4 separate regions of the Homo sapiens genome follow, and regions 1, 2 and 4 are each linked to region 3. A link is a contact called in ENCODE Hi-C or POLR2A ChIA-PET data. All regions are on one chromosome and are shown on one strand. Each heading gives the region's core, a stretch centred on a gene start or an enhancer-like site at or near the end of the contact. The rest is flanking DNA. Distances are from core to core; before and after follow the strand shown. Region 1 holds the start of BCAT2 (branched chain amino acid transaminase 2). Region 2 holds the start of CALM3 (calmodulin 3). Region 3 holds the start of BICRA-AS2 (BICRA antisense RNA 2). Region 4 holds the start of SPHK2 (sphingosine kinase 2).

Evidence for each region. Hi-C counts contacts between places; a loop is a spot of excess contacts on that map. ChIA-PET counts read pairs that join two places held with the same protein, here RNA polymerase II (POLR2A). Pooled maps may share reads with other maps.
Region 1: a pooled map shows a loop between it and region 3 (2.5-fold over the local background). The contact joins the promoter of BCAT2 here to the promoter of BICRA-AS2 in region 3. A Hi-C loop is called at or near these places in 2 of 50 pooled maps. POLR2A ChIA-PET finds 5 or more read pairs at or near these places in 2 of 52 experiments (OCI-LY7 and activated naive CD8-positive, alpha-beta T cell).
Region 2: a loop to region 3 is called in a map of naive thymus-derived CD4-positive, alpha-beta T cell, with 12 times the contacts of the local background. The contact joins the promoter of CALM3 here to the promoter of BICRA-AS2 in region 3. A Hi-C loop is called at or near these places in 1 of 168 maps with a recorded cell type or tissue (naive thymus-derived CD4-positive, alpha-beta T cell), 5 of 37 single-sample maps with no recorded cell type and 12 of 50 pooled maps. POLR2A ChIA-PET finds 5 or more read pairs at or near these places in 1 of 52 experiments (activated B cell).
Region 4: a loop to region 3 is called in a pooled map, with 19 times the contacts of the local background. The contact joins the promoter of SPHK2 here to the promoter of BICRA-AS2 in region 3. A Hi-C loop is called at or near these places in 1 of 37 single-sample maps with no recorded cell type and 6 of 50 pooled maps. POLR2A ChIA-PET finds 5 or more read pairs at or near these places in 1 of 52 experiments (activated CD4-positive, alpha-beta T cell).

The regions. Positions count from the first base shown.
Region 1 is chr19:48,809,701-48,812,400 of GRCh38, reverse strand. It overlaps BCAT2 (branched chain amino acid transaminase 2), which reads left to right and starts at 1,372. Exons shown (of 11, transcript NM_001190.4): 1 at 1,372-1,417. The coding sequence starts at 1,394. It overlaps LOC105372432 (a long non-coding RNA gene), which reads right to left. Exons shown (of 3, transcript XR_936017.4): 3 at 1,564-2,057. RefSeq lists silencers at 1-106, 1,183-1,402, a cis regulatory region at 1-293 and enhancers at 1,155-1,449, 1,723-1,792.
Region 2 is chr19:46,600,042-46,602,741 of GRCh38, reverse strand. It overlaps CALM3 (calmodulin 3), which reads right to left and starts at 1,412. Exons shown (of 6, transcript NM_005184.4): 1 at 1,305-1,412. The coding sequence starts at 1,307. It also overlaps the pseudogene PPP5D1P. RefSeq lists a silencer at 1,378-1,517 and an enhancer at 1,648-2,147.
Region 3 is chr19:47,607,307-47,610,006 of GRCh38, reverse strand. BICRA-AS2 (BICRA antisense RNA 2) reads left to right here and starts at 1,378. Exons shown (of 1, transcript NR_186352.1): 1 at 1,378-2,134. It overlaps BICRA (BRD4 interacting chromatin remodeling complex associated protein), which reads right to left and starts at 873. Exons shown (of 15, transcript NM_001394372.1): 1 at 839-873. RefSeq lists silencers at 689-758, 829-878, 939-988, 1,099-1,478, 1,539-1,618 and 3 more.
Region 4 is chr19:48,618,256-48,620,955 of GRCh38, reverse strand. SPHK2 (sphingosine kinase 2) reads right to left here and starts at 1,450. Exons shown (of 7, transcript NM_020126.5): 1 at 1,413-1,450; 2 at 403-554. The coding sequence starts at 441. RPL18 (ribosomal protein L18) reads left to right here and starts at 1,778. Exons shown (of 7, transcript NM_000979.4): 1 at 1,778-1,815. The coding sequence starts at 1,813. RefSeq lists enhancers at 1,107-1,196, 1,357-2,036, 2,307-2,700.

The DNA of each region.
Region 1 (2,700 bases), core at 123-2,622, 1.2 Mb before region 3:
GGGAGCTGTCAGTGGGCCCCGACCCTACAGCCCGGGGCTGGCGGGTGGGGCAGGAGGACTGGGGCGGAGCGCAGAAAAACAGGGCGACGCCCTGTGAGGGAAGGGTCCCGCGGTTTGGCTGTTTGGGCCTGTGGCTGTTAGGGGTGGCAGGATAGTGACCCGGGGACAGGACTTGGGGGCACTGTGGGGGTAGAATTTGGAGACAGAGTGTCCCAGGGTAGGATTGCCGAGACACGATGGCCGAGGGATACGATTTTTTTTTTTTTTTTTTAATTTGAGACGGAGTCTCACTCTGTCGCCCAGGCTGGAGTGCTGTGGTGCAATGTCGGCTCACTGCAACCTCCGCCTCCCGGGTTCAAGCGATTCTCCTGCCTCAGCCTCCCGAATAGCTGGGATTACAGGCCCCCGGCACCACGCTCGACTAATTTTTGTATTTTTATGTATTTATTTTTATTTATTTATTTATTTTGAGACGGAGTCTCACCCTGTCACCCAGGCTGGAAATGCAGTGGCGCGATCTCGGCTCACCGCAACGTCCGCCTCCAGGGTTCAAATGATTCTCCTGCCTCAGCCTCCCTAGTAGCTGGGATTACAGGCGCACACCACCACACCCGGCTAATTTTTGTATCTTTAGTAGAGACGGGGTTTCACCATGTTGGTCAGGCGGGTCTTGAACTCCTGACCTTGTGATCCGCCCACCTCGGCCTCCCAAAGTGCTGGGATTACAGGCGTAAGCCACCGTGCCTGGCCTTAATTTTTGTATTTTTAGTAGAGACGGGGTTTCCCCATGTCGGCCAGGCTGGTCTTGAACTCCTGGCCTCAGGTGATCCACCCGCCTTGGCCCCCAAAGTGCTGGGATTACAGGTGTGAGCCACCAAGCCAGGACTTTTTTTTTTTTTTTTTTTTGAGACGGAGTCTCACTCTGTCGCCCAGGCTGGAGTGCAGTGGCATCATCTCGGCTCACTGCAACCTCTGCCTCCCCGATTCAAGCAATTCTCCTGCCTCAGCTTTCCGAGTAGCTAAGATTACAGGCGCCCGCCACCACGCCCGGCTAATTTTTTGTATTTTTAGTAGAGACGGGGTTTCATCATGTTGGACCAGGCTGGTCTCTAACTCCTGACCTCAGGTAATCCGCCCGCTTCGGCCTCCCAAAGTGCTAAGATTACAGACCTGAGCCACTTCGCCTGGCAGGGACCGTATTTCAAGTCCTGCCCTCCCACCAGCGCCTGCGCCCCGCAGCAGTGTCCGGCTCCCTGCCGACGCCCTGGAGCTGGGACGGCCTGGGGCGCTGGTCGGCCGCCTTCCCCCAGAAGGAGGCGTGAGCGGGGCGTGGCCGGAACGTCTCTCTTCGGAGCCGCGCCCCGGGCGGGCACAGTTACGCGCCGCACGGATCATGGCCGCAGCCGCTCTGGGGCAGGTGGGTTCGCAGCCCCGCGCCGGGGTCTGGGAAATAACCGGGGGAGGCGCACTTCCGGGAAGACCACTGGCCTGCAGCCGGTCCGACTCGGCGCCGCTCCTCCCGCCCTGGGGTTCCGCTGCAGGGCGCGGAGGAGGATGGCGCCCTTTGGAAAGGAGCACGAGGCTTTAATGGGGTGAGGGGGAGCAGGTAGACGCGGATGAGGTGGGGCAAGTAATTGGCGGGGAGGTAAAAAAAAAAAAAAAAAGGGAAACATGGTGGAGGACCCTGTAATGAGGGAGGCGTGGGGGTGGGGAGGTTGTGATTTGGGGAGCGGAGCCCTGGGGTGCGGTGGGGCATCAGCCTGTGCGGGAGCTGGAATAAAGGGGCCCAGACCTCCAGGGCCGGGTGCAGGTGAAGGCAGAGTTGGACCTCAAGTCTCAGCTCTGGGAATTGGACTCAAGGTCCTATTTTCTTGGAATGAAAGTTGAAAAAAATAAGAGATGGGGATTGCTGTGCTTCCCAAACTCCTATCTGAAGCTTTGCACCTGGATTGGAAATCGAGGCAGCGTCTCATGGTCAAAGTGACAGATGCTGCAGGCTGGCTGAGACGATCCCTTCTGACTGTGCGATGTCAAACAGCAGCAGCGTTTCCCAGAGTCTATGATTTCAGAGAACAAGGTTTCTCAGTGAGGAAGGAAACAGCCAAAGAAAGGGGTCATTACAAGCCTTCACAGCTGCGGTGTAACCTTGGGAGAACTGTCTGTTAACTTTACACCTGACTTTATTTGAGTCTCTTATCCTAGCTGATGAATGTCAGGGCAGAATTTCACTTTTTTCGGCTCTTAGTGACTGATAGGGATAGTCCTGGGATACCTGGGGTATGTGGGCAATCTGGGCTTTAGTGGTGACACTCCTGGACTGTGGTGGGGCAGTACTGGGCTTTGACAGGTCCACTTGGGACTGATGTGGACCGTCTCATCATGGCACAGTTCTGGTGTCATAGAATGGCCCTGAACTCATGATGGGACATTCCTAGGCTCTGATGAAGATAGAGATATCCTGTAATGGAGATAATTGGGCTGAGTCCTCAGCTGTGATGGGGACAGTCCCGGGGTGTGGAGAGGACAGTGCTGGACCATGGTAGGGACAGTCTGGAAGGTACTGGCCTAGACAGCAACATAGGGATAGTCCTGGGGATTGAAAAAGACAACAATGGGATTTTTTTTTTTTTTTTAATTTCAGACCTGGTGAATAGGAAATAAGCCCTGATATTTGGCAGAGACAATGCTGGTTATAATGGG
Region 2 (2,700 bases), core at 163-2,662, 1.0 Mb after region 3:
GCTTGAAAAAGCTGGCTCATTCGAGGCACCCCAAACTTTGATCTCCCATCCCCATTTCATGAGGCTTCAGTGCGCAATAGGGGCCCGAACAGCTCCGCCCACCTGCTCCCACTGCCCCGGTGTCTTCCACCCAGCCGCGTTCTTCCTGAGGAAGGAGGACGGTAGAAAAGCTTCCTCCGGGCCCTGCAGCCCACTCCCCATCCACACTGAGCCGTCTTTGTCCTGGCCTGTCCCTGGAGACTGGCAGGGTGCTACCCACATCCACCCCCAAACCTAGGCCCCCCTGACTGCCATTCATTTTCTCCTTCCACCTCACCTCCCAACCACCCAAGCCCAAGTCCTCCCCCACCCCTCACCTTGGAAATCCATCTTCTCTTGGACCCAAACACAACACTCCCACCCCGTTAAAAAAATTCTGTCTTTCTAGAGCAACAGTCTTAACCCACTAGTAACCTCGGAACCTTTTCTAGCTACTTCCAAATTAACCCCAAGGGTCCCTGTCCCCCGACTACTGGCGAGCCCCACTCTCACCATCCCTTTTCACCACCTCCACGACCCTGATCCTTCTCCGTCCCGGAAGCCTTCAAGAGTATCTTCTAATCTCCGCTGCCACCCACCCCAGGCTCTTCCTCCCATAAGCTTGCACCTCACCCTCCTCCTCCTCTGCAGTGCTGGGCTCTGGAGACCACCCTCCCCCACCCTCCCCCACCCTCGGGAGTCTCATCTGTAGAAGTGACCGCCCATCCTTGACCCTCTCCTCTGCTCCACAGGAGCCCAGGGGTCGCCCCTCCCCGCCCGGGCCCAGCTACCCTCCACCACCCCATCCAGGAGCAGCCCAGCCTCCCTTCGTCCCCCGTTCCCCGCATCCTCTCAGGACCAAACGCCTTCATCAGGGCCCGAATAGCTCCCCTCCCCAGCCCATCTTTCTTATTTCGTCCCCTGGGGTCCAAACACCTCCATCCTGAAACCCAACGCCCCATCCTGGGTCCAAAATCCTTTTGAGGGGTCCCACTGAGGGTCCCGATCCTCCATCCGGGGTTCAAATGTCCCCTTTAGGGGCTCAGATACCCATTTGTGGACTTAAACATCCCATTTGGTGCTAAAGTCGCTTCTGGAAACCTCTGGTGATCCAGACGTCCCGCTCTGGGTTCAACAGCCCCCGACAACGCGGGTAGAAAAGGGTCCCGAGGCTCTCGCCGGGCCCGGACGCCCCCCACTCTGGGCTCTGTCGCCCCCTCAGGGGTCCTGCCCCGTTAAGCCCGCCTCAGAGCCCGCAGCCTCGGCGACCCCCCAGCCTCACTCACCATGGCGAGGCCCGGGGTGTCCGGAGCACGGGGATCAAGGTTCCTCCGGCGGCGGCAGCAGCTGCAGCAGTTCCAGCTCCGCCGCGCGTCCGCGCCTCCACACTCACTGCCCGCAGCGCGCGCCGCCGCCGCCGCCGCCTCCCGCCCCAACGGTCCCTCAACGGCCGCCGCGCGCGCCCCGCCTCGCTCGGCCCCGCCCCACCCGGCCCGCGCGCCGCCGCACTGCGGCTCCCACGGATCCCTCCGCGCCCCGCTCCACACCTACGGGCCCGCGAATCTCTCGTCCCCACCCTGCACAGGAATTGGGTTTGCCGCCGGGCGCGCGCGCGCTCGCTCCCGTCGCCGGACTACTTTCCCTCGCCGCGCGCCCCGCCTCCCGGGCCCACTTCACTTTCTTCGGCGGAGGGGCACAGCTCGGCGGTGCGTGACGCGTCCCTCTGTGAGCCGCGTCACTATTGGGCCTGGCCCATGGCGGAAATGAGAGCTTGGCGCCCATTGGTCCGACCTTCCCTGCAATGCGTCAAACTGGGGCGAGCCACTGCAAGGTGGTGGTGGGTAAGTCTGAACTCTGTGGCCGCGTGGGGCTTTGAGGAGTAACGAGGCGAAGGGGGAAACGGCGTCGCCGTTAGAGAAGCAAATACGTCGTTTCTGTGGCCAGGAGGTGGTAAAAAGGCTGGCGACAAATGCAGAAGGGCTTTCTCGGCTCTCCCCTTTAACCGACGGACGATGGTTCAATCCAAAATGCTAGGGTTTAGAAGCTCCGCCCCTAACTGGGCCTTTGGAGGTGGCGGGGTCTCCAAGGTGCCACCTAACGCTCAGAGGTTCCGCCCTCCGTGGTCTTGTCTCTGCGTCCTAAGACGCACTCAGCCGGTGGGCGGGACCCCTGGGCCCGCTTCATTCTTGATCCGCTCAGGGTCTGTGAAATTAGGACCATCCCAGGACAGCCTGTGGGAACGGGGTATTCATTCAGTCATTCGTGCTATAAGCATCAATTAGGCGCCTGCTGTATGCAGGGACCTGAGCTTGGCTGGGCTGGGGAGACCATACTCCCCAACCAGCCTCTCCAGACAGACGACCTCTTTCCTTATTCCAGTGTTCCAGCCATAGGAGGAAAAAGAACTGAAACTTTGTTTATAGGAGCTCAGAAAATGATCACCCCTGCCCCCTCCCCCGTTTAGGATAGGAGCTGACAGTCTCCTGCGTGTCCCCTCCCCACCATGTTGATGGTTAAGAGATGGGCAAACGAGTCAGGCTGGACCAATCATTATGCTCCACCTGGAACAGAATGGAGACTGAACCAATGAGAGTCCTTCCCTGGGGTTTGGATCTGCAGCCTGGGCACAAGAAGCCTTTTCCTTTTGGGTGGGTCCTTCCCATAGATTCTGACTATGGTCAT
Region 3 (2,700 bases), core at 129-2,628:
CCGAACCTCGGGAAGTGACAGGAGGCGCTCACCCCCCCCACCCCCGTAACGGCCCCCTCCGGGATGAGCCTCAGCTGGGGGTGGGGGAGGGGGTCACCTCCCTCTATTGCCGGGGGCTGGGGGTCAAGTCAACTCCTTTCATTGTTTAGGGGCGGTGCGAAGGGGGGAGCCCCGGTGGCCTCCTTCCCCATCCATCCCTCCCCAGCTTTCCAGGGCCCCCCACTGTCCGCGACACCCACGGGAGGGATTTGGGGAGGGGGCGCAGGGGCCGAGCGAGGCGGGGAGATGCAGGCTCTCCGCCTCCGGCCGGGAGATCACCGCCCGCTGCCCGGTGGCCTTCGCCTTCCCCGAAAGGCGGGGAGCGGGGCGAGGGGAGGGGGCCGGGACGGGGAGGGGGTCTCCGCGCCCCTCCCCCCGTGGAACGTTAGGTCTCCTCTCTCCGCCGCTCCATTGTATCCCCGGCAGCCGGCGGGAGGGCCGGGGAGGCACTGGGCGCCGGGTCTGGGCAGGGAAGCCGGTTGGGGGGGGGTCCCCATAGGATCGGGGCGGCGGCGGTGGTGGAAGAGACGCGGGGCTGGGGGTGCCGGTGGCGGTGGGCGCCGAGCAGGAAAAAAAAAAAAAAAAAAAAAAGGAGGCAGCGGGCGCTGCGCCCCGGCTGGGGGGCTGAGTGTGAGAGTGTCGCGGGGGTGGGTTCGGCCCCGGCTCCGGCTCCCCCCACACACACCCTCGCCGCCAACCCCCACTCCCCCCTCGCTTTTGCGCCCTGTCACAGCCCCGACTCGCAGGTAGAGAGAGTTAAGAGATTTAAAGAGAAATTGCTACATTGTGAGAAACTCACCCTGATGTTTGAGCAGCCGTCGGCGCGGGGTCTCCGAGACGGCCCCGCACGGGCTGCAAAGGGAGGACCCAGAAGGGGCCGGCCGGCCGGGCCGGTCAGCGCACTGCCTGATCGCATGGCGGCCGCTCGGCAGCCGCTGCCGGGCCCCCGCCGCCGCCCCGCGCCCAGGCCCGCGCGCCCCGGGCCCGCGCCCGTTCCGGGGAGCGCCCCTCGGGTATGCAAAAAAAAAAAAAATTTTTTTTAATTAAATGCAAACGGAAAAAAAAAAAAAAAAACCTCTCAGGTTTTGTGTTCCGCCCCCCACCCCCTTCCTCCTCCTCCTCCTCCTCCTCTTCCCTCCGCCCTCGCCGGAGGAGGGGCTTCAGGAATCCCCGCCCCGCGTCCGGGCGGACCAGCCCCGGCCCCGCCAGGCCGAGCGGCGGGACCCGGAGCCAATGGGAGGCTGCGGACGTCCGGGGACTGGGCCCTCCGCGCCGGCGCCGCCCCCGCCCCCAGCCCCAGTCCCGGGGGTTCAGGGGCGCGCCTGCTCGAGCTCGGGTGTAGTTTGTCGACTGCCTCGAGCCCTGATCCGGATGCTGGGGCGCGGGGGAGCTGAAGGGATCCGCGCTCCCAGACCGCCGGTCCGGCTGGGGAGGGGGCGCCGTGCGTCCTGGGCGCGTCCCCTGAGGCGGAGGACGGTCGTCCGGCGGGAGGACGCGTCCAGGGGGAGCGCCGCAGGTCCGAAAAGATAGCGGGAGTCGAGGATGAAGGAAATGGAGGGGATGGAGGGGAGTTCCCCCCGGAGGTGGGACCGCGCCGGAGCCCAGAGTTGGAGCCTGACAGGGTGGAAGGCGGCGGGGACTTCGGGGTGACAGGCCGGGACCCCAGGCGTGGCTCGATCACTCACCCTAGCTGGTCTCCGTCGAGCCACGGCGGCGCCGGGGAGGCGGGTCGGGCCTGCCTCGGAGCCTGTCCCCGGCCGCTCTGGCCGCGCTGATGGGATTCCCAGAAGCCCCAGGACGCCGCGGTGGTGTCGGGTCCGTTTCCGCCCCACCAGGCCGTAAACGCCCTGCTGGCGGGACACGGATTCACGCGTTGCCCTTAGCGAGCGCTTGGTGAGCGCCCACTGTGTGCGCTGCGCAGTGCTGGGGGCCCAGTGGGGACACAGAGCCCCCGGACCTGCCCTCCCGATGCTTGCAGCCCAGGGAGATTTATACTTTGTTTTAGTCCCTTCTGCCTCCCCAGTGCCCTAGAAAAGCTCGTGCACACAGTAGGTGAATGCGGGTTGAATAAATGAGTAATCGAGACAGATTGTGATTTTGTTGTTGTTGTGTTATATTTTGTTTTGTTTTGAGACGGAGTTTCGCTCTTTCGCCCAGGCTGGAGTGCAGTGGCACGATCTAGGCTCACCGCAACCTCCGTCCCCTGGGTTCAAGCTATTCTCGGCCTCCCAAAGTGCCCGGCCTCTGTTTTTTTAAGCCTTAACATGTGTTCTAGTATCTTGGCGGTACTACCCATAATATTTACTTCAACGTATTTTTTTTTTTTATAATTTATCGGCCAGGCGCAGTGGCTCACACCTGTAATCCCAACACTTTGGGAGGCCGAGGAGGGTAGATCACCTGAGGTCAGGAGTTCGAGACCAGCCTGGCCAACATGGTGAAACCCCTTCTCTACTAATAATACAAAACTTAGCTGGGTGTGGTGGTGCACGCCTGTAATCCCAGCTGCTTGGGAGGCTGAGGCAGGAGAATCGCTTGAATCCGGAAGGCAGAGGTTGCAGTGAGCCGAGATCACACCATTGCACTCCAGCCTGGGCGACAAGAGGGAAACTCTGTCTCAAAAATAGTAATAATAATAATAATTTATCCAGCCTGGGCAAC
Region 4 (2,700 bases), core at 201-2,700, 1.0 Mb before region 3:
CAAGAGTGAGACCCTGTTTTTTCTTTTTTTTTTTTGAGACGGAGTCTCACTCTGTCACCCAGGCTGGAGTGCAGCGCGATCTCGGCTCACTGCAACCTCTGCCTCCCGGGTTCAAATGATTCTCCTGCCTCAGTCTCCCGAGTAGCTGGGATTACAGGTGCGCATCACCATGCCTGGCTAATTTTTGTATTTTTAGTAGAGATGGGGTTTCACCATGTTGGCCAGGCTGATCTCGAACTCCTGGCCTCAGGTGATCCGCAGGCCTTGGCCTCCCAGAGTGCTGGGATTACAAGCTTGAGCTACCACGCCTGGCCTCCAATTTTTTTTTTTTTTTTTTAAAGAAAAGCTTCAGATTTTGTCTTTCCACAGTATGAGGATCTTGGCTTTTAGATGGTCCCTTACCTGGTCCTGCTGCTCCTCTGCTTCAAGGTGTCCATTCATCTGCTGGTCCTCTGCTCTGTTACATCAACGGGACCCTGGCCCTGGGTCTTAAGCCATAGTAGGCTGGTAGGAGCAAGGAGTCAGGTCTCACTGTCCTGGCCTGACCTTCAGCTCTGTGGAGGAGAGGTAAGTGAGGAGCAGCATTGACAGCCAACTGCAGGAGGCCCTTCCAGGCTCAATGTGCCTGAGAACCAAGAGGCAGGGGCCTCCCTGGCGGGTGGGGGGAAGAGTAGATAAGTCATTTTAATCACTGCCCCAGCCAGTCCATCTGGTTGCACACAATATGTATGCTATAATAGGAGTGAAGGCTAATTTTTATTGAGCACTTATTATGTGCAAAATATTGACCTCAGCAGTTTTATTAACTTTCATAATCCTGAAAAACACCCCTGTGTGCCAGGCCTGTTGTCATCCCCTTTTTGTCCATAAGGAGAGTAAGGCCCAAAGAAGTTAAGTGATTTTCCCAAGATCACAGAGAGGTTAAATGACTTGCCCAATCACCCCATTAGTAACTAGCAGAGCCAGGATTTGAATTTGGTTATAGCCTTGCAAGGCCCCATCTCACCATCTTTCTTTGCCACTACTTCTCCCTGGGTCTCCATCTCACCCCTCTTTCTAGGTCTCCTTCCTACCCTTTGGGCCTCCATTCCCCCCACCCCCAAGCCACGGAGTCTCCATTTTGCCTCCCCTATGAAACTCTGTCTCCCTCTTTCTAGGTCAGGGAAGGGCCATCTAGGGGCCGGGGGAGAAGGAGAAGCGGAACTCAAAGGATGGGAATACAGGATGCTATAGATTGAGGTGCAGCAAGATCATCTCGGGTTAGACCTTAAGTAGGACTTCCCAAGCAGCGGCTGCGCCTACGAAGTGCAGCGCGAGATCAGGGAGCGGTGAACCTGATAAGGAAACGCCCGAAGCGTGGGGTCGGAAATTTCCAGATGCCCCGACTAGCCCTGCCAGCCCCGCCTCCTCACCTCCAACACTGGGCCCGCCGGGTCCTCCGGGAGCCACTGAGAGGCCGTCGGCGTCGGGCCAGAGCGTCACCGCGCGACGCATCGTGCTAGCTACACGCATCTCGCTCCCAGATCCCTTTCTTCCGGAAAGCTATCGAGAACACGGCCTGGGTAGGGCCAGAGAGGCCCCCGACGTGCTGGCCCTTCCCTCTTGGACGTTGCGCTTGTTCCTGCGCTCTATGCTCTCTGCCGTTATCGCCCGGCTAGTCAGTCGTCCAACTCACCACAGAGAAGTCCGGATCGTGGTAGAGCGCCGCGTCGCACCCATGTGACGTCACGGCGGCGCCACTCGCTTGAGGCTTTCCCCGCCCACCCCAGCCCGTTCTCTCTTTCCGGACCTGGCCGAGCAGGAGGCGCCATCATGGTGAGCTCGCTTTGCGGCGTTCGGGGCTGGATAATCCGCTGCCATCCGCCGTGGTTTTGGGCTAGGGGCACGCTGGAGGGCGGCAGGGGGTCTGCGGCTGCCCGGAGGGAGCAATTCCCGATACTGGGGACCTACTCTGGGGGCCAGGAAAGCAGGGATGGGTCAGTCATAGCCTACCGCCCCCACTTAGTAGATGACCAAGTGGAGGTACTCGGAGGCTGATATGACTGGGTTTACAAAGCCAGGAAGTGGCAGAGCCAGGATTCCGACCCAGGTGGCTGGACCCGCAGCCACTCTTAGTTATTTGGCTTTGCTGCCTTTATCTGGACCTGTCACTTTCTAGTATGAAAAGTCGGGTTCGATGGGGGCCGCGGCGGGTGAGAGGATCGAGAGCCGAATAACTGGATTTGGGGACCAGGCAGGTCTCTGAGTCTCAGGCCCCTTCCCACCTTGTGATGGTTTTTGAGCCTTTGCCCCAGTGTCTGGCTGTTCGTTGGGTACACAGTAATCTCATCTGACAAGTTTGTGAATTTGGGAAGAAATAATTCACAGGAGATGCTCATCACGGGGTTTTGCACACAGTAAGTGCTGCATAAGTGGAGCTATTAAATAGTTCTTGTAATTGTCAACACAGTCTGAAAAACTTAAGTTGCTCAGAAAGGCAGCAGGGCGGTAGGAGCCTGGCGAGGCGGCTCACGCTTGTTATCCTAGCACTTTGGGAGGCCGAGGCGGGAGGATTCCTTGCCCAGGAGATCAAGACCAGCCTGGCCAATATTGTGAGACCCTGTCTCCACTTTAAAAACGATGTTTTAAAAAGACACTATTTGGTAAGGGTTGTTGGATTGACTGATGCTGTAGGAGAGGTGGTTCTAGTAGTATTGCTAG